Regions from separate parts of the Homo sapiens genome. Here region 1 is linked to region 2. Evidence: chromatin loops called from intact Hi-C (ENCODE). Cell type or tissue: endothelial cell of umbilical vein. All regions are shown on one strand. Links, peaks and the distances in the headings refer to the core of each region. The heading gives the core; the rest is flanking DNA.

Region 1 (10,921 bases), core at 1,010-9,009, 700 kb before region 2:
GATATATATATTCTCCTGTGTGTCTTTTAACAGTATTTTAGAAAGAATATATTGGCCTGTTAAACTCCTAATAAAAATATGTTAGGAGAGAGTATGAACAAAAACTGTAAAGAATATAAGGTAGGCAACATAGAACAAAGCATTGATTATAATTATTTTTATTTTAATTAATTAATTTATTTTATTAACGTCTTTTTTTTTTGTTTTTCGAGATGGAGTCTCATTCTTTTGTCCAGGCTGGAGTGCAGTGGTGCAGTCTCGGCTCACTGCAACCTCCGCCTCCCAGGTTCAAGCGATTGTCCTGCCTCAGCCTCCTAAGTAGCTGATATTACAGGCGCCTGCTACCATGCCTGGCTAATTTTTTTTTTATTATTTTTAGTAGAGACTGGGTTTCACCATGTTGGCCAGGCTGGTCTCAAACTGCTGACCTTGTGATCAGCCCACCTCGGCATCCCAAAGCGCTGGGATTACAGGCGTGAGCCACCGCGCCTGGCCGATTTTAATTATTTTTAATGTGCTTGTTTCCTCCTCATGTGAAGTCTCTCCCTCCTTTCTGTTCTGCCCCTTCCTTTTTCCTTACCTGACCTGGGACAGCTTCTGCAGAAAGGTATGATCACTATAGATAATGCTTTGGGGAAAGGCTTTCTTTTTAAGATGTCTTAGCCACTGTGGAAGGGAGAGTAGGGAGACTTTCACAATTTATAGTTTTGAAATATCTCTTCAGTGTTACAAAGAATGTCCGATAAAGTAAGATCATAACCTGAGGCATATTTGGAGTTCAATGAATTGATCGTTTTTTGTTTCACTGTGATTATAGTAAAGTCAGCATAAAAACATTGCTTTTTTCATCTGCAGACTCTGGATTAATAGGACCATAGAGCAGCAAATTGCTAGGTGCACTGTGGCAGTTTCAATAATAATAATAACAGAAAAGTTAGAGTAATTGACACAATTCTCAGTGGCCTTCATTTTTTTCGTCTTGCCTGCTCTTAAGTAGAAATTCAGCTAAATATATTCCACTGATAGAGTTCATGAAAGAAAATAAAGGTGATATTTTTACCCTAGGATTCTGCCATTTGTCTGAAAGCTTTAGAATCATTCTACACAGATGCCAATTTTCCATCAAGTTCTGTTACTCCACAGCCCTGTTAAAAATTCTCAGCCCTGTTAAGAATTCAGCTCTGTTAAGTTGCCTGGGCCGGGAGTGGTGGCTCACGCCTGTAATGTCAGCACTTTGGGAGGCTGAGGCGGGTGAATCATCTGAGGTCAGGAGTTTGAGGACAGCCTGGCCAACATGGTGGAACCTGATCCCTACTAAAAATACAAAAATTAGCCAGGCATAGTGGCACCTGTCTGTAGTCTCAGCTCTTGGGGAGGCTGAGGCAGGAGAATCGCTTGAACCCAGGAGTCATAAGTTCCAGTAAGCCACGACTGCGCCACTGCACTTCAGCCCAGGCAACAGAGTAAGACTCTGTCTTAAAAAAAAAAAAAAAAGAATTCTCAGTCTTCTGTGTTGCTCCCCACAAGACTTCTCCAATACTAACTTTGCTTCACTACAAAGTATGAAACTCTTATCTAAAGTTTTCTTGTGCTCACTGAAGATATATACTCTAATTAAATGATGTATGTTAAATGTATGTAAAGCTCCAATTTCTTTTTCTAAAATCTGAACTCCCAAAGGACAGCATGGAGATCTGATTCTGTCTTCAGATTTTTTAAAAAAACTCTTTTACCATCAGAAAATATTTCATTTTCTGTATTTTGTAGAGTTTTACAGCCTCTCCAGGAAGGGGAGCAAGGACAAAGCCTATGCTGTTTTTATTATTAGTCATTCTTAGGAGGCAAGGTGGGAGGGACAGGGAAAGGGCTAGATGCCCCAGTTCCCGATAGAGAATTTGACAGTTTAAAGGATTTCCCCGTATTCCCTGACTGAGAAATATATATTTTATGTATTTTTCAGAAAAGTTGGGTTATGCTGCAGTAACAAATGGTCCCCAAATCCTAATGTCTTACAGCAGCAAAAGTAACATTTGCCCTATTGTAGGGTAATTGTGGCTTTGCTCCAAGTCATCTTCATTTCGATATCCAGTATAATGGAGCAATTTCTAACGAAACGTTGCCAATCATCATGTCAGAAAGAAAGAGATCAGGTTCAACTTGCAAGTGACACATCTTTTCTGCTTACACGTTGTTGACCAAGTTAAATCACATGACCAAACCTGATGGCTTTGACATAGTATATTTCTCTCCTGAAAAGTAGAGGACATATTTTTAGAAGTCTACCACCAGTGGCTAATGCTAGCTATGAGCCAGGCACTATACTAGGCATTTATAAATATTAACTCTCATCTTCATAATAATCTTAGAATATAGGGATTTTTAACACTCATTTTGCAGAAGAGGAGAAAAACTGGGCAGTTTGAGTATGTTCATACATTTAATTAGAGAAAAACCAAGGATTGAATACAGATCTAGCTGACTGCATAGCCTAGATTTTACCGATAACCTGAACTGCGTTTCAAATAGTCAACTTATTGTAATCAGTATCTCCTTGAAGAGAAGCCAAGGGGAAGAAAAAACACCAGTTTCCTCAAAACTCATGAGTGAAAAACCCAGCTCCTGATTCAGCTATATAATCCATATTTTTCCAAACATGGAAACTACCCTCAAAAACCTCATCATCTAACATAAAACATGATAATCTAAGAGAAGAAATGAAATGCACTGATTAAGGTAATGATAGTTGTAGTAATATTAACCCCCCCACACACACATTTCAGCCAATTAACATAATGAAATTGGTTTTCTCACTCATGTTGTGAGCACTCTGGGGGGACTGGAGACTTTCCTCTCTCTCATGGTTCAGGATTCCAGGTTCTATCCCCCTATTTGCTCTACCATCTCCTACGATCTCGGGGTCCTCTGCACTCAGTGGATTGGGAAATGGAGGTAATGCTTGCTTCTTATCTGCTCCACCCTAAATGTGACACACATTGTGTCTACTCTCATTCCATTAACAAGAATTTGTTATAGATCCCTAGGAAAGATGCCTAGGAATGTAGTCCCTGACTGGGCAGCCATTCCCAGCAACAACTCTACATTATGGAAAAAGCTTCAGGAATTTCTGGTTAACTTCAAGGCACCTCTGCCACATGGGACATTGTCATCTTTGTGATGATACAAAGTAGAAAGTGAATTCATGCCAAGAAAAGATGCAGATACATTTCAGTTCATGAAGTATTTGTTTTCTTTCTCCAAATGCAACCAATAAAAAGAAAGAAGAATATTTTTATTTAGAAATCGATTAAATGGTTTGTCAGATGTTTTACCAGATATTATTAGGGACATAAAATAAAGTATGATGTATTTTCTGACCCCAAAGGGATACCATAGGTCCTCTCATTTGAATTTAAAATCCAGGGATGGAGGAATTCTTTTTGAATCTTGCCCATAGCTGAGTAGGTAGCCAGAGAAGACTCAGTTTCCTCACCTGTGAAATGGGAATATCTGTTCCACAAGATTGATACTGAATTATGAAGCCCTGTTGAAAAGGAAATTAAGCCCATTGTTTACTGTCTCATTCCCCTTTCTCTACAATCTATAGGAACTAGAACATATAAATATTGGCAGAGCCTGTTTTCTGTGCATAAAATGTAAATTTCAGGAAACTCATTTAGCTCCATTTATATAATCATGATAAAATATATAAAATACTCAATTTCTAGAACTGAAATACAGAGATAAAGATTCCGATAAAATTTGCTAATTATTATTCTCTTAATTCCCTAGCTTCTGCAACTCTCCCAATTCTGTTCCTCCACCCAGAAGTAGGAAGTCAAATTTATTAGGACTCTGGGAATTAGTACTCTACTGCCCTAATTTCAATGAATCCACAGCTGAAATGAGGGAAGAGAATCTGAATTACTATCGCTTTCTCCAGAGGAAGGAAGCATTTTTCAGTGGGCCTAGGGCAAAAGTTTTTCCTCAATTCCTAAAAACAGAACTTCTCAAACTTGCCTTGATAGTAAAAGCCACAGAGAGTACTTGCCAAACAAATTAAAGGACTTATACAAACCTAGTTCTCAAATTTAAGCATGCACCACAATCTCCTGCAAGCCTTGTTAAAACAGAGATTTCTAGACCCCACCCCTAGATATGCCTATTTTGTGAGCCTGGAGGTAGGGAGAGCATTGAGAATTTATGTTTATACCAATCCCTAGAAGATGCTGATGCTGCTGATCCAAGAGCCATATTTTGAGACCCCCTCTACCTAAAGCATTAATGCCCCATCCTGGCTGCTGATCCAAACTAACTGCTGATGCAGAGCTGAAGTGAAAAGTACTTCTCTAATGATTTTAGGTTTTCAAAGAGGACTTTTTTTTTTTTGTTAAATTATCAACAGCTGGCCCTTGAATTGGGCGTTTGGCCAAGAATTCTCTTGTAACTAACTGCTTCTCCCTGTGGCTTTTTAGTGAGTCACCACAAGCTCTTTGGGGTTGTAATTACCCTTAATCCTCCTTCTTGTCTGTGACTGTGTGCCTCTCTTTATTTTTTCATATGCTTCTTCATCTCTCCTGCCAGCTCCCTAGCTGGAACTCAGAAGGTTATTTGGTTAAAGCATAGAGAAGTGCAGAGGAAGCAATGTCTAGTGCATTTGCCTTTCCTTTCTGCACTTGGCTGCACTGTACACAACCTGTACAACTAAACCACATTATCTATTTTTCCTGAAGTTCAATTTTCTCATCTGTAGAACAGAGAGTAGCATGTTACAAGATTATTGTGAACAAGTTAAAGTACTTAGTTCAAAGAAGAGGCTCAATGAATATTCTATATTGCATTTTCTTCCCTGCCTCTTGCTTCTCTCTTTCCTTTCTTCCCTTTCTCCTTTCCTCTTTTCTTCTTTTGCTCTCTGCCTTGTCCCTAACATAAAGAACAGAAAGGAGCTAATCTCCCTCCCTTCTCCACTCCAGACTAGTCATTATACAGCCTGCTTTTTGCTAATCTCTTGCCTCCTTTCTCTGAACCGGCAGTACCAACCTTCACGTTCTAATAATCTGTCCCGATGTCAAGGCCCTGGCTCTGTCATTAAAGTGGGTGAGTTCAGGAAGCAACATACATCACTTTCTGAGTCATAGCTTTATGTATTATTTCTTAGCAGACAGTCCCAATATTATGCCTACTGTCCTCATTTTTATTATATTTCGGCCACAATTGTGGCGTAGTTAACAGAAAAGCGCAAAACACAAATTATGAACATCCCAAAAGTTATGGATTATTTTCCAAACATAAAATTCTGGCTATTTACATGATTATGTTGTGTAGTAACACATGAATCATAGGGACACATTTAGTAGCAATGGCATTAAAAATACCATCAACACCTGCCCTTTAAGCTTTTTTTTAATTTCGGTATTATCACATGTACACTTTGAGCAGACGTGCCTGGCCACACTGTATTGAGAGCAGAGACTAATGAGTCCAATTATCTTTGAAGTTTAGAGAATCCTGGTATTTCAGTGGAAAAAAAATGCTGTCTGCAAAGTAGAGCTGTTATGTTTTTCTTGAACTTTAGAGGGCAGCAGAGGAGCTGTCTGAAAAAAATCCCTACTTGACCAGGAAAAGCATTTTTGTTTCCCAAGTTATTTGTACAAAACGTTTTCATTGAAAGGAAAGGATAATATTTTAAAAGATGCTTGTAATCATGTTTTTAAGATGAAGATATTATTTCATAGTATATTTGAAATAGAAGGACTTTTTTCCCCTTGAAAAAATTTACTCTGTAGTAATTGATGATTAACTTGGGAAGAAGTCTCAGAGGAAATTTTAAAAAGGGAGGATTGGTTATGATAAAAATAATGTATATTGGCCAGGTGCGGTGGCTCATACCTATAATCCTAACATGTTGGGAGGCCAAGGCTGGCAGATCACTGGAGCCCAGGAGTTTGAGACAAACCTGGGTAATATGGTGGGGGAAGAAAATAGCCAGGCATGGTGGCACGTGCTTGTAGTCCCAGCTACTTGGGAGGCTGAGATGGGAGGAGCACTTGAGCCTAGGAGGTTAAGGCTATAGTGAGACACGATTGCACCACTTCATCCCAGCCTGGGAGACAGAGTGAGACCCTGTCTCAAAGAAAAATAATAATAACATAAATAAATAAAATAGTGTATATAATAATATAATAGAATAAAGTGTATTTTATTTCAGAGTGTTTTCTTCTGTTTGTATGTGTTTTAAATATGTGTTTAGAAGATCAAAAATAGTTTTGGAGAATCACTGCTGTGTGTAAACAGTTAATAGATGATGTTGAGCAATGTGAGACAAACTTGTGCACAAATACAGATTTCAAATTGAATAAGAAAGCTGTTTTGCTTGAATAATTAAAAAAGTGCGCTAGCAAAAAAGCGAAACAGGGTTTTGCTTTAAGGTGGAGTTAATTTGATTAGATTTGTCAGCCAGCCAGTTTCACAACATCTGAATACAGTTTAAGAGCAAGTGATCCAAAAATCAGTCTCTAAGTTCCTATTAATAGTGACAATGAGAGATGCTTGTCTTAGATTTTTTTCTCTTTCTCTGGGTGACACCAAATCCTATAAGGCATGTGGCCACTAGTATGACTCGTCCCCAGAGAGTGGGACTGTGTTAGGACTGAAGAGCCAACCCCACAGCCTAAACCGTTTATTACAAATCATCGCTCGTTTACCATTCAAGCGAACTTGGGTCCGCCGCGTAATGCAAGCGATGAAAGCACAACTTACCTCATTTTCTCTTGTTCTGAAATGTTTTCTTTGGAGATTGCGAGCAGTCTTTCTTGCCTGCTGTGCTCCGGTACCGAGGCAGTACCTTGCAGTAGGGGTTCCCTTACTTGCCTTGTTCAGATTCTTTTCTCCCTGCTAATCAAGGGCCTGATCTCAGGTCTTTTTCACACATTTATTCTCTTCTTCTTCCTTTCTGATGTTTATTGTCTTTCCTTGTACATTTTAATTCTTTTAGTAACTATGTGATCATTCTCCTTCATCCTAGTTTTTGGCTTTATTCTCTCTTTTTGACTTTATATCTGGGAATAGGTTTTCTTGAGCTTGGAACCTGGATTGCAAGAAATCAAACATGTGATTACCTACCCCTATATTTCTCCAGTAAGCTTTTTGCAGAGTGATCCATTTGCCCTAAGGGTTACTCTCAAAGAAGATCCTCTGGGGCAGAATTTGTTCCCATCAGTGCCAGCTTTCCATCTGGCAGGATCTCTCAGGGTTTGCTGGTGCTACCCAAGGCTTGCTGCCCACACTGATGGGATAACAGGATATTTCCTAAAGTTTTTGCGGCTCTGCATTATTAACATGGCCACATCCTCAGTGCCCTTGGGCTTTAAAAATTTAACCTGATCAAAGCAGCATACCTATTTGATATACCTAAGTGGGAGAGAGTCTCAGAAATGAGTCACAATGGCCTTCCGACTTTCAGAAAACACCATGCTCTTTTTTTCCAAAAGCCACAGAGCTGATATGACAGGACACTGACGCAGCAGGACTCTGGGATCATTAAAATCCCAATAACAAGAATCTTATCATGTCTTGGCGTGTCTGCTGTGAATTACATGAGATGCTCTATCTGAGAATGTTTTTATGAAGATATCCACCTTTTGTTGCTTCCTTCCTTTTATCTTTTTGCAGAGGGAGACGGCCTTGGTTTTGAGGCCGGTTCATTTACTCTGCCTAACCCCGTAGCCCTCAAGTGGCTCCATTGCCACAGTTCCAGCGTCAACCACACAGTTGTGGTGTAGTGTTGTGAGCAATGAGGCAGGCTGCGTGTAGCTCCTACAACAGACTCAAATCCAGAAAAACAGACCGCTTCCAACTTGGAAACACGTATCATTCAAATATTTATTATATATTTTTGGAAGTTGGCTGCAGGAAACCTACATTTTTTTATTAACTCTTGTTATACAAACAAACCAAAATGCCTTCAATGCCTACCATGTACCAAATGGGGCACTCATCCCATTGCTGAAGTTAACAATCCTTAAGAAGTAAAAATTAATTCCAAAACCCAGAAGAAAAGTTGTTGTATCCAGTTTGTTTTATTATGTTCTGTTTTGTGTGTGTGTGTGTGTGTGTGTGTGTGTGTGTGTGTGTGTGTGTTTGTTTTGGTTTGGTTTGGTTTGGTTTTGGTTTGTCACATTTTTTTCATTGAGATTCTGGCCATGACATATTTCAGAAAAGATTTTTAATCATTCTGAAAAGCTGTAGGATCAGGGTAAGGAGTTTGTTTTCTTTTAAAGTGTAGGATGGTAAATACAATGATACTGAGTGATATATTGTCTCTGCCAGGATTAGATAGATTTGCTTCACCTCTATGGACTTGACCTATGCCAGGGATGGGGTACTGCGATTGTAGGGTGGGGATGAGGCCATGCTTGCTGAAGAAATTCAGCCAACTCTAAAGTATGTTGATTTTCTATATATTACATGACAGCCCCATTAGGAGACGTTATCTGGGGCATTTGTATAAATGGGATGGGGTTTCCAGGACACTGCAGAAGCAATGCTTTATACCCTTAATATTAAAATTCTACTGAGCATGATTTGACCTCTCTCTCTTGCTGTCTCTCATTCTCTCTCTTATTCTCTTTCTGTCACTCTCTGAATCCTGAGATGATTTCAGAATCCCTTAGTGCCACAGCTTATCATTGTGATAATTAATTGTAGTTGAACTGGCAGGGAAAATGTTAGTTAATGAATGATATTTGTTGATAAAATGCCAGATAACAGAGGATTAATTATAACAGCTCATTTTGGGGAAAACAAGTCCATCAGAATGAAGTTAATGATCAGTTTGCCATCTGGCCTAGATTAGGGGGCCATCTTGGTCAGCATTGAGTGTTGAGTCACATAAGTTCCCTGAAGTGTCTTAATATAAGTCAGATGTATCCACAGCATACTATAAACATTGTGGGTTAGACTTTGGAGTTCGGTGTTTAGTGTTCATAATTTGACTGGGCAGAGTCTTGCAGGGTTTTGGGATTTTAATACCCTGAACAAATGGGAAAAGGAGGAAGCAAAAGAACTAGGCAGGACAGGCCTGAGGACAATGATCCTGATCTCTAGGGGTAGTGGGTAGAGCATAGTGAACTTGTGTGTTGTAAGGGCTGGATGATAATGACCACCAGAAGCATAGTACCAGGTGGTCAGTTCATTCATAGCAGTCAGTATTCCAGCTGACAACTAGAGGACTAAAAGAAGGAAGCACTCCACCTCACTTCTTTGGTGTTCTTGCTCCAGGGAAGAGTATACACGTTGTTTGCAGGTGCTGGAGCACATGAAGGACCAGGTCACTAGCTTAGTTTCAGAATGAGCCTTAACTCCTAGCTGAGAACTCACATGTAAGTCCAGAGCACAGAATAAGGAGCCAAGAATTGTTATTTGCATGTTTTAAGCTACCACTCTTGGAGAGTGCCCACTATGTGTCAGGTACCTTATCTTAAATATTTAACCCTCACTACAATTCTGTGAAATAAATATTTTTCATGCCTGGTCTCCAAATTAAAAGACTGAGAAAGCTTGGAGAAGTTAGGCGAACAAGTCAATGTCCAATATCTAGTAAGTTTCAGAGTCATGTTTTATAGTCAGATATGTATGTATTCAGATATATCAACAAAATTAGCCAATGTAATGGGGTTATTGTAGGAGGTTGCAACTGGTGGTCTTAGGACACTGGGCATTGCCCTAGACATAATGAAGAGAGTTGAGTTTGTAGACTCAGTTATTGGGTACAACAATCCTTCTTGCCCACATCAGAAATTGATGGAGGTAAGGAAAGGAGCATGTAGAGAATCCTGTGGACAGAAAGCATTCATAATCCAGCATTGATCTGGAAAGTATATCTTATGTACCTGCTGAGCATGTCAAGTTCTTACTCTTAGCTGCTGTCAGTAGGATTGGCCATCAGATTCTGGATTTTATGTCATAGTAGAATCAAGTGTATGTTTACTATAAGTACTCTTAGGGCTTGTCTTACAGTAGGCATTCAACTCAGTGCTTATGAATGACTAAATAAATGGGTGTGTTCTTTCCTGAAATAGCAGAAAGCAGTAATGTTCTTCTTCTATTTATACTCAAAAAAGGCTATGTGCAAAGCAGGAGAGACAGCCTGGCAGTCTACACCTGTGCCAGTAATCCCCCAACAATCCTGTCAAGATTAATTTTCAGAGAGCTCTTACACAAGAATATTTGGTGACTTCATGTTCTACAGTGATCTATTGAATCAGAGGAATCAAAAATAGCCACTTTTTCCATGGTCGTAGAGGGGTGTTACTCATATTACTTTTATGAGAAATGAGTAAGTGAGATGGATGCATTGAAATATATTTATTAAAATTAAAAATAAATTCTGAACAACTAGTCAAGTATTTCTGCTGCTTTGGTATGGAACATTGTGTAAATGTCTGTCAGGTCTATCTGGTGTATAGCGTTGCTCAAGTCCTCTATTTCTTTGAACAACAGTATACACCAAATAGATGTGATAGACACCAACTAGGCGTGATAGAAAAAAACAGCAGAATATATACTCTTTTCAAGTACATATGGAACATTCCCCAGGATAGATTATATGCTAGGGCATAAAACAAGTCTGAATAAATTTTTAAAAAATTATACAAAGTATGGTCTCCAACCACAGTGGAATGAAATGAGAAATCAGTAACAGAAGGAAATTTAGAAATTCACAATTATGTGGAAATTAAGCAACACACTCTTGAGTAATCAATGGTCTGAAAAATGCCAGAAAGATTAGAAAATGCTATGAGAGAAATGAAAATGAAGATAAAACATACGAAAAATTATAGAATGTAGCTTACACAGTACTTACAGAGAAATTTATAACTACAAATGTCTATATAATAACATCTCAAGTCAATAATCTAACCTG
Region 2 (10,921 bases), core at 1,436-9,435:
TAAGTATACTATTAGTCCCATTTTACAGATAAGGCAAGTGAGGCACAAGTAAATTAATAAACTGGCACAAAGAATTTAAGAAACACAGCTAGTGTGAGTAGTGGAGACTAGATGCAAGCCTACACAGCCTGTTTCAGAGTCTATGCTACTAACACTTTCTCCTGTGACTTCTCTGGACCTAACTGAAGTCTCTGCTGAGTTTGGGAGTGGAGGCCTTGAGTTACTTGAATGCCTCTTCTTCCTTGGTTCCTTTGATATAATCTACGGCTTCTCCTTGTACCTCTCTGTCTACTTTATCCTGGTCTTCATGGACTGCTTATCCCATTCCTGTTTTTTAAATGTAGCTTCCCACCAAGGCTGTGCATTCAGCTCCCTGGTTTTCTTCATTAGGTATTTTCCTTGGGAGATCTCTATACCTATGTGCTAAAGGAGCACAAACTGATAGCTGTAAGCTTTGACCTCTGACCTGAGTTCCAAACTCCTTTCTAATTACTGGTTTCCCAACTTCTCTGGGATATCCCTCAGGAACGTCAAACTTCATGGTTTCATAAACTACACTAATTCATCTCTGCAATCTACAACCTCCACTTTTTCTCTGTAATCTACAACCTCCACTGTCACAAATTACCATAAACTGGGTGGCTTATAGACAACAGAAATTTATTTCTTACATTTCTGGAGGATGGGAAGTCCAGGATCGAGGTGCTGACAGATTTGGTTACTGGTAAAGTCCCTCTTCCTGGTTCATGGAAGACCATATTTCCATTATGTCACTAGGGCTTGGCGGAGGAGGCACAGCAGCTCTTTGGGCCTCTTTTATAAGAACATTAATCCTATTCATTAAAAACTTAAGTCTTATGACCTAATCACCTCCTGATACAGTTAGGCTTTCTGTCCCTTCCCAAATCTCATCTTGAATTGTAGTTCCCATAATCCCCATGTGTTCTGGGAAGGATCCAGTGGGAGGTAATTGAATCATGGGGGCAGTTGCCCCCATGCTATTCTCATGATAGTGAGTGAGTTCTCACAAGAGCTGATGGTTTTATAAGGGGCTTTCCCCCTTCACCTGGCACTTCTCCTTTCTGCTGCCATGTGAAGAAGGACATGTTTTCTTCCCTTTCTGCCCTAAGTTTTCTGAGGCGTCTATAGCCCTGTGGAACTATGAGTCAATTAAACCTCTTTTCTTTATAAATTACCCATTCTTGAACAGTTCTTTATAGCAGCCTGAGAATGAACTAACACACCTCCCAAAGACCCCGCCTCCCAATATGATCATAATGGAGATTAGGTTTCAACATATGAATTTGGAGGCCACACACACTTTCAGTCTATAGCATAAAACATTTCCCCAAAGAAGATCCATTTTTTTTGCCTGTGTTTTGATCTAAAGTAATCATGCCTTCATCTATTCATAATTACCCTATAATGGTCACAAAATGGAGAAATAGTTATACATGTAATAACTGTGCTCCTATGTATTAACATATAATCTACAGTAATATTTGGTTCATTGTTGATTCTGAACTGATGAGCTAGATTTGTTAAGCTGACACAAATATGTCATAAAATGGACAGTGCCTGGCACAGTGGCATAAAATGGAAAAAAATAAAACATAATTATGGTAGAATTAAATAATTTCCTAACGGTAGAATTAGGGAAATCATTCTTAAAGAAGGAGATATTAGTTGTTGGAATTAAAGTCTAACTAGAAACAATTAATAAAATATAGCATTCTAATTCTTTCAGAAAATCATCTATTTTCATATGAGCATTGTAAGTACTGGAGGGATTGCTCCTTATCTTCCTCAGTATGTTGGTCTATAGTACAATTTTGAGAGGTTGTACAGAGAATAAACCACCCCAGACTTCTCATCTCCCAGCAAAGATAACAAGAAACCGAAAGTAGAGCTCCTATTATTTAAATCCAAATATTAATCTCCTTCTGGGATGCATTAAGGTTAACAACTGGTAAACCAGGAAATGAAAATATCTGTGAGATACTAGAAAAAAACAAAAACATGCATTGTTTTTCCTTCCTTACGGGGCAAAAACATAAAACTTTTAGCTTTATGCCTCACTAGAGAGAATAAGAATTGTTACCATAAGCTCATATAAGTTTTGAAGAGAATCCCTTGCTGATTGAAATAATACCTTCATAATATTTGCAAATAAATGTCTAGACTATCCATGAGCTCTAAAAATGAAAAATGTGCAGATGGAAATGAAAAGTGAATGTGGTAGAATTGTTGGGATTTGAAGCTCTTTTATATGCCTGGAATTTCTGGACCTTTATCAGAAGACAACATTTGTATATATTAAATAGATAAATATGCAATATATTAAAACAGGTAAACAGAAAGGAATAAGAGTTAGACTGCCTCAGTTTCAGGGTAAACATAGCCATGTGGGGTTTAGATACACCTAATAGCTGGGAGTCTTTCTGCCCTCCTGAAGGATACTTAGCCCCTAAGATAATATAATGGAGACTTATTAGCACTTTCAGTAGTACAGAGATTTATTCTAACCATCTGTACCATGTGCAAGAATATACTGTAAAAACAATCATCATTATTCTTTTTAATTATTTATTTTGAAGACAGTCTCTCTCTGTTGCCCAGGCTAGAGTGCAGCAGCAATCATAGCTCACTGCAGCCTCAAACTCTTGGGCTCAAGCAATCCTCCCACCTCAGCCTCCTGAGTAGCTAGGACAAAAGGTGTATGCCACCACTCCTGGCTAACTTTTTTTTTTTTTTTTTTTTTTAAGAAACTGAGTCTCACTATATTGCCCAGGATGGCCTTGGACTCCTGGCCTCAAGCAATCCTCCTGCCTTGTTTTTCCAAAGTGCTGGGATTACAGGCATGAACCACTGTGTCTGGCCTGGACTCGTTATTATTAATCATTAGCAAAAGCAAAGAAACATGCAGAAGTAACTCCTACATACAAGTTCATAATCTTGAGTTATTTACATTGCAATCCATGGCAATGTGAGTTTATTCTGTGTGCTTGCTTGCTTGCTTTTATTTACTTTTAATTTTTGGAGATAGGAGCACAAGATTTTAATCGCCATATATGTTGAAACTATTGTTCCCTTGAAATAAATTCATATGCACAAAGAACATAATAGCTCATCAGTGGAGAGATTCTATAAAGGCAAGACCATGTCTGCTTTTCCCCTTTTGTTTGTTCAGTTTATAACAGAGAGCCTGATACACAGTAGACGCTAAATAATTACGTATTGAATAAATAATAAACCAGAGGTAAAAATTCAACTCTGGTAGAGTAAACAGAAAAGAGAGGGATGCTGAGTGTTTAGAATGCGATTGGGATTGTGCTGGGCACTTGATGTAAATCATCTCTTAATTCTCTCCAGAGCTCTGAAAAACAGGTATATGATACCTATCTTGTGAATGGCAAAGACCTTGATTCTTAATGTAACTAGCAGGCCCCAAATTAACCAACCTTGTCTCAGACCACACTCCCCAGGCACATTTGCCATCTCTTTAGTCATTGATCACATCACAGGTTTTTGTACACAGGGTTCCTTTGCCTCTTCCCCAGCAATATCTCCTGCTAGTTTTTACTTATCCTTCAGGTCCCTCTTTAAATGTCACATCCTCAGGGAAGTCTTCCCTATAAATTAGACCTTCCATACTTGGTTTGTAGCACTTATCGCAACTGTAACTGAATGGTTATTTACACAGAACTTTGTTTTATGTGTGACTTCTCTGATAGTCATCAAACTCCAGGAGGGACTTCATCTGTCTTGATTGTTTTAGCTCCATTTCTTCTTACACTCTCTGACATATAATATGCTTTCAAAAACATGTCCTGCATTAATTAATTATGATAAAATCCAGCTTGAAGAAGTTTAGTAACTTATTCAAAGTTCCAGGCTAGTAAGTGATATGAGTGGCTCATAAGGAAGGGGCTGTTAGATTCTAAAAGCTACAAAACTGAGAGTAATAACTAAGGAAGTGGAACACTGGTGTGATATTCTGAAAATCCTCTGAAATTAAATAAGCAGATGGTATTTAACAAGGATAAACATAATATCCCATATTACATGAAAACATGACAAAAGCTAACAGGTTCAGAACGAGCATCATTGTAGAAATAATTTCCTCCATGGGGAATGTGTACTGGGTGTTTATACATCCAGGCACGACGCTAGACATTGTGCATGGGTTATCTTTATTTAAGCCTCATAATAACCTCCAGATAGGGTAGTATCATTATTTTCATCTTAAAGGTTTAAAATGTTCCCCTGTTAAACAGCAAAGCAGGCTCAAGCAGCTTTGACTCCAGAGCCCACATACACTTAACAATTTCAGAAGGTTTTCAGACTCAAGCTTTGGAACTTTAGTGGCGTTGTCTTGCTTATTTGTTTTCTAAGATCTACAAGTTTTTGGTGACTAAATTAAAGGTGGCCCAACTGCCAAAAAAGTGATTGTGAATTCAGACTGACGTACACCAAATGTAATATCCAAAATGGAGATCAGAGTCTCTGGGCCCCATTCCCAGAAATAGTTAATTTTTTAAATTATCTAATGTAGGAATGAGGCTGTCACCGTTCATAAAAAGGAAATAGCCTTCTTGAAAGAAATTTACCCAGACAGGCACCAAGCTTAGGAAAAGAACAATCCCTTAAGAAAAAGAACTGGAAATCGCTTTTCTAGCTATCATGGAGGACACTACTGCCCCCTTGTGCCTCATTATGATGATACAACCCTAAGAATGTTTGGTCCAACTCACGCTGAGCGCCGTCTGAGCTCCAGAGAGCCCTCGGAAGCGTTCTGCCCCAGCTTGCTCAGAGTCAACAGGCCCGGGAGTTTCCTTTTGGGTCATTTTGCCTGGCATGGAGAGGAGACAGAGGCTTTACTGTCCCACCTGAGAGCTCGGAAGCACTGAAGTACTAGACACAGGTTCCTTTTAGGCAGCTACCGTGACCCTTGATAATTGTTCCCTTCATAGCCTCTGAAGAAGCACTAGGAGAAGGCAAAGGAGGGTGGAAACTTCTCAAGTATTTGCAACAATTGCAACAATTTCAAAAATACGTCCTGCATAAATGAGTGATGATAAAATCCAGCTTGAAGAAGTTTAGTAACTTATTCAAAGTTCCAGGCTAGTAAGTGATATGAGTGGCTCATAAGCGAGGGGCTGTTAGATTCCAAAAGCTACAACTGAGAGTAATAACTAAGAAAGTTTTGCAACAAGAACTTAATTAAGCAGACTAAACTTTTTTTTTTTTTCTTTAACTTCAGAGACTCAGGGCTGCTCCTGGAAATGGTAGCTCACTGAGGGAAAAACTTGTGCAAGAGGGACAAACTAGTATTTTCTCAGAATGGCAATAAGAAAGGGAAAGGGGCCGGGTGTGGTGGCTGACGCCTGTAATGCCAGCACTTTGAGAGGCTGAAGTGGACGGATCACCTGAGGTCAGGAGTTCGAGATTAGCATGGTGAAACCTCGTCTCCACTAAAAATACAAAAAATTAGCCGGGCGTCGTGGCGGGCGCCTGTAATCCCAGCTATTCAGGAGGCTGAGGCTGAAGAATCGCTTGAACCTAGGAGATGGAGGTTGCAGTGAGCCGAGATTGTGCCATTGTATTCCAGCCTGGGAGACAAGAGCGAAACTCGGAAGAAAAAAAAAAGAAGAAAGAAAGAGAGAGAGAAAGGGAACAAAATGTATAATAAAATGTATAAAATGTATTTAGAGCTGAATCTGACCTGTCCTGAACCTGCCTCACCAAAGCAGATGACCAGACAACTTGAGGTCCTATCCTCCAACCCCTCACCTGGGACATTTCAATTTATTTGTAAAAAACAATTCAAGTTTTCATGCTGCTTTGCCCTGAGGGTTTCAATATATTTATTGATGTCAGTATTTGAATACTGACTGCTTCCTCCGTAGTAAGCTCCTTTGGATGAGGGCCATGCTTGTTGATTAACCGTTACGCTCCTGTGCGTAGTCAAGTGCTTGGTATATGAATACGTGTTGAACAAATAACGAATACTTTGTGTTTTAGTGATTAATAGGATTGAAAGACATTGGGATAAAAGTTACCCCTTAGTTAACTTTTCCCCCCGCAGGTGCACTCACCTTTCAAGCTTAGGAAGATGTGAAAGATTTGCAGTCAAACTCAAGTTCAAATCCCAGTCCCACTGACCTTGGGAAAGTTCTTTAAACCTCCCTGTGCTCATTTCTTAAACATTGTGTGGTAAAACATCTACCTTTTCTACTTCTCAGGGATTTAATGAGAACATGTATCTCCTACACCACATGGCTCAGTGCCCAGCAGACCACGAATGATCATTAAATTTAGTTTTATTCAGCTGGGCACAGTGGCTCACACCTGTAATCCCAGCACTTTGGGAGGCCAAGCTGGCTGGATCACGAGGTCAGGAGATCGAGACCATCCTGGCTAACACGGTGAAACCCCGTCTCTACTAAAAATACAAAAAAATTAGCTGAGCTTGGTGGCGGGTGCCTGTAGTCCCAGCTACTAGGAAGGCCAAGGCGGGAGAATCACTTGAACCCAGGAGGTGGAGCTTGCAGTGAGCCGAGATCGCAGCACTGCACTCCAGCCTGGGCGGCAGAGCGAGATTCTGTCTCAAAAAAAAAAAAAGTGAGTTTTATTCACCCCCAATTCCTATGCTTTCTCAAAGTGTCTTTGGATAGACTTTAAAAGACGTTCTCCAAAAATCTGGACCTGCATATGCGCACCCACCACCGTAATCTATAGACGACACCTCTTTCTCCAGCAGACATTTCACCAAACTTGTCAGCAACCTGTAAACTCAACTCATTTTTATTTTCTCTTTCTGTAGAAAGGTGTAATACAAGGACAAGAAGGTTGTAGCTTATGTTAGAATGCTTTTGACTATAAGTAACAAAAAAGATCAATAAAAAATGGCTTACACATGAGGAAAATGTGTAATCTCACATAAGGAGTCCAGAAATCATAGTCTAAATGAAGTTATCAAGGGGCCAGAATCTAGCCAATTTAGTAGGTGACAGAAATCAGACTGGGAGAGAATAGATTTTTTTAAATCTTCAGGGAATAAAAAGGCTTTATACAACCATGTATATATATATGAACATATGTGTATACCATCATCTCCATGCAGTCATCTCTCTGTATTCTTGAGGGACTGGGTTCAGAACCCTCCCCCATGGATACCAAAATCTGGGGATACTTAAGTCTCGTTATATGAAATGGTGTAGTATTTACATATAACCTATACATCCTCCCATGTACTTTAAATCATCTCTAGATTACTTATAATAACTAATACATGGAAATGCTGTGTAAATAGTTGTTATATTGTTTTTCATTCATATTGTTTGTTTATTTATTTATTTATTGAGATGGAGTCTCGCTCTGTCTCCCAGGCTGGAGTGCAATGGCATGATCTCGGCTCACTGCAACCTCTGCCTCCCGGGCTCAAGCAATTCTTCTGTCTCAGCCTCCGGAGTAGCCAGGACTACAGGCATGCACCACCATGCAGGGCTAATTTTTTGTATTTTTAGTACAGACGGGGTTTCACCATGTTGGCCAGGATGGTCTCCAACTCCTGACCTCAGGTGATCCGCCCACTTCAGCCTCCCAAAGTTCTGGGATTACAGGCGCGAGCCACTGCACCTGCCTTATTTTTTATTTATTTTTAATTTTTATTTTTTCAAGTATTCTCAAGCCACAGTTAGTTGAATCTGTGCATGCTGCAGCTGCGATATGGAGTACCTGCTGTATTTTATTTTATTCTTTCTGATTGAAACACTGCGTGTTTCTTTTAAGTAGAATTCTTTACTCGGTATTTTTTTTTTTGGTCAATATTATTAGGCTGATATCATGCCAACTTGAAAGTGATCTAATCAATTAGTAAAATCTAAAAAAATTTATTTCTGCTCTGGATATAGGCAGACATACTCTAGACGGGGAACACTCAGCATATGGGATACTATTCTTAGCACTCATAAAAAATATTGAATTTTGGCCTCACAGCTGGTCTTTACACTGCTGATTCTAAAGCCTTGACAGAATATAGTCTTTTCAAATCGCATTAAACTATGGCAGGTGCCAAGAAATATAGTTGCGAGTTGTGGTGGATACACTTGTGAGTATAATTGTAAAAAAAAGACTGTTGTTAAACAAAAACTGCTATGAAAACCAAAATGAACTGATGTTCAGAAGAAGCAGGCTGTGGGAGGTATTAATAGATATCTAAATGCAGCCACTCAAGATCCCTGTCTCTTGGTTATCCAATCAAATACTAAGCAAGGTACTACTGTGATGAGATTTTGCAGATATAATTAAAGTCTCAGGGCAGTTGACCTTAAGATACAGAGATGATCTTTGTGGGCTTGATCTAATCACACGAGTCCTTTACCAAAGGGGAAGTCAGAGAGAATCAGAGTGTGAGAAGGACTCAACAGGCCTTTGCTTTGCTGGTTTGAAGATGGAATGAAGCTGAGAGAGAAGCCCCCAGTAAACAGCCAAAAGGTTACAGGGACCTGGGCCCTACAACCACAGAAGCTGAATTCTACCAACAACCTCAGTGAGCTTGGAAGAGGACTGCAAGGCCCAGATGAGAACCATAGCCAGTTTAAGTGGGAGACTGAGCAGAGCACACAGCTAAGCCATGTCAGACTCTTTTATCCCACAGAAGTGTGAGATGATACATTTGTGTTGTTTAGAGTTACTAAGTTTATGGTCATTTTTTATGCAGCAATAGAAAACTGATACATAGGCTTTGTCCCAGGGCACCATTGTCTTTTTTTTCCACTAAATGGTTTTGGGTGCCTATAGAATTTCACTACATCATAATTTTTAAAAGACCCTGACAAAATGGACACTGTCTTCTGGATAAAGTTGGGAAAATCCTTTTAAAAGTCTCCGTAAATCAAACAATTCTACATGCATTCCACTAAAGATTCAGGAATTGGGCCCAATCCCAGGAAGCCTTTTCCTACAAAATTTGGAAAATCTCTTTTTGCAGAACCAACTTAAGTTACTTGAAGAGATAATAGTAAAAATAAGTACAATTTGTAGAATGTTTAGTATTATGCTAGAATCTTTATATACATAATGCCAATTAGTTCTCATTTCTTTACTATAAGATGCTATTGTTTCCTGCATTTTTAAAGACTAAGACTCAAAGCAGAACTTTTCAATTATTTCTTCATTAGTAGTAGAGCTGAAACTTGAGCCAGTTTTTTTTTTTTTTTTTGGCTGTAAATCTCATGTGATTTCCTTCTTCCATATGGTTAGAGGGCAGAACTGAAGGGGAGAGAACCTTTGCCTAGTACCTTGGATTTCTGCTTCATCCTGGGTGACCCTGAGAACTCGTGGGGCTCAGAATGTGCCCACATCCTTGCAGCTGAATTGAATCTTGGTCACCCAGCTCTCATTCCTTTTCCAAGGATAGTATCTAGGTCAGCCTTTTCCCACCATTGGCTGTTTCTTTTTTTAATCTGCAGTGCCTATTTAACCACTTTGACCCCAGAAGTGTGTTCAGGAAATGGAAGAGGCAGTTAATGCAGATTTTGGAAACAAGAAAATATCCAACATGTTGAGTATATTCAGTTTTTAAAATTGGTTGGGTTTCTTTCATCCATTGTCTATTTTAGTTTGCATTTCTTTTGCTTACCTGTGATGTTAGTATTACTTACCTGTTATATCAGATGAGAACATTTAGACTAAGAAGGAATAAATGAGTTGCTAGGAGTTCAAACACCTGGGCATATTAGAACAGAAATTTATAGCCAGCTCTAGTTCTTAATGATCAGCTTTTCTGCTTTGAAAACTGAAAGGTTAATCCTATAATTTTTAAATGAGCTTTTTAGAATCCAATTTTTGACTATGTTAAGCTTTTTATGTTGAAATAAGAAGTGTTTTTCTTGATCCTAGCCATCTCCCCTTAATTTCTGCGATCATAGTCATTGTGGGCAATCATGGGGATATCGGAACCCCCATGACTATCTTGGTCTTGGTCTTAGGAGTTCTAAAAATGTAGGCCCAAGTTTTGAAGGACATTATCAGAGCAAATTCATTTTCTAATTTATTAAAAGCTAAGAACTGACTGAAGATTTATTCATTCAGCATAAATATTTTTAGTATTCCCTATTCTAAACATCGTAAAGGTTAGTCCCTGCCTTGTATTTACTAACTCTAAAGAGAGCAGAGAAGTCCACAGAATCTGGTGATATCAGCAGCACAGGTTGTAGGATTGTGTCATTTAAATTTTGAAAATTCTCCTGCAATTATAGAATGCCAGAGAATCTCTGAATTGTCATACTACATGCTAAATACTATTTTAACTGATAGACCGAGCAGACTACCTTGTATGTTCTCCTTAGCACCAGAGATGGGTGTGAGAGTTGGTGAAATATACAGATGCCTAAGAGATGTGGCATTACAGGTATCATGAAAGGATCCCCAAATAACTATTTCACAAGCACTTTTAGTTTTTTTTTCCTATGAAATGTCTTACTGTAATTCTTTTTTTTAATCCTGAAGAAGTCTCTAAATGTTTAATAACAATTCTGATCCTGAGGAGAAGACACATATCAGAACAGAATGATTTAGGGGAAGAGAAGATTTCAGCTAATAGAGTGGGCAAAGATTATTGGAGTGGACAATATTATAATTATATGATGTTATTATACCTGTGATTTGCATACCACTGCAGCTATTTCTCATGCATTTCAACAGAGCTCTGAAAACCTTCCAGGAAATGCTGAAAGGTTTCCTTATAAGGTGAAAGTATAAGAACTCTTGAAGCACTCACAAAATATGTTTCTTAGCAATTTCCTATGCATACATGGATCTTTCTCCAAAGCACCCTTCCCAACACTTTCCATGATGATTTCAAACATACCATGTAAGCATCGCTGGGGAAAACTTTAAATTAATAAATAAGAGG

The links. Peaks named below come from ENCODE experiments on the same cell type or tissue, not always from the same donor. Only the 100,000 strongest peaks of a DNase experiment are listed, where the experiment ranks them.
Region 1: a loop joins it to region 2, with 19 times the contacts of the local background. A loop is called at or near these places in 41 of 110 quality-filtered maps.

The regions. Positions count from the first base shown.
Region 1 is chr4:21,464,289-21,475,209 of GRCh38, reverse strand. The region is part of intron 1 of KCNIP4 (potassium voltage-gated channel interacting protein 4); the gene reads left to right. MIR7978 (microRNA 7978) reads left to right here and starts at 10,452; the gene lies at 10,452-10,510. In endothelial cell of umbilical vein, for the core only: a CTCF peak has its summit at 5,571; no DNase peak of the experiment used is centred there; H3K27me3 peaks cover 623 bases.
Region 2 is chr4:20,767,378-20,778,298 of GRCh38, reverse strand. The region is part of intron 3 of KCNIP4 (potassium voltage-gated channel interacting protein 4); the gene reads left to right. Among named protein-coding and RNA genes, the nearest start is that of PACRGL, 72 kb to the right of the region's middle. In endothelial cell of umbilical vein, for the core only: a CTCF peak has its summit at 4,718 (motif pointing left); a DNase peak (open chromatin) is centred at 4,688; H3K27ac peaks cover 415 bases.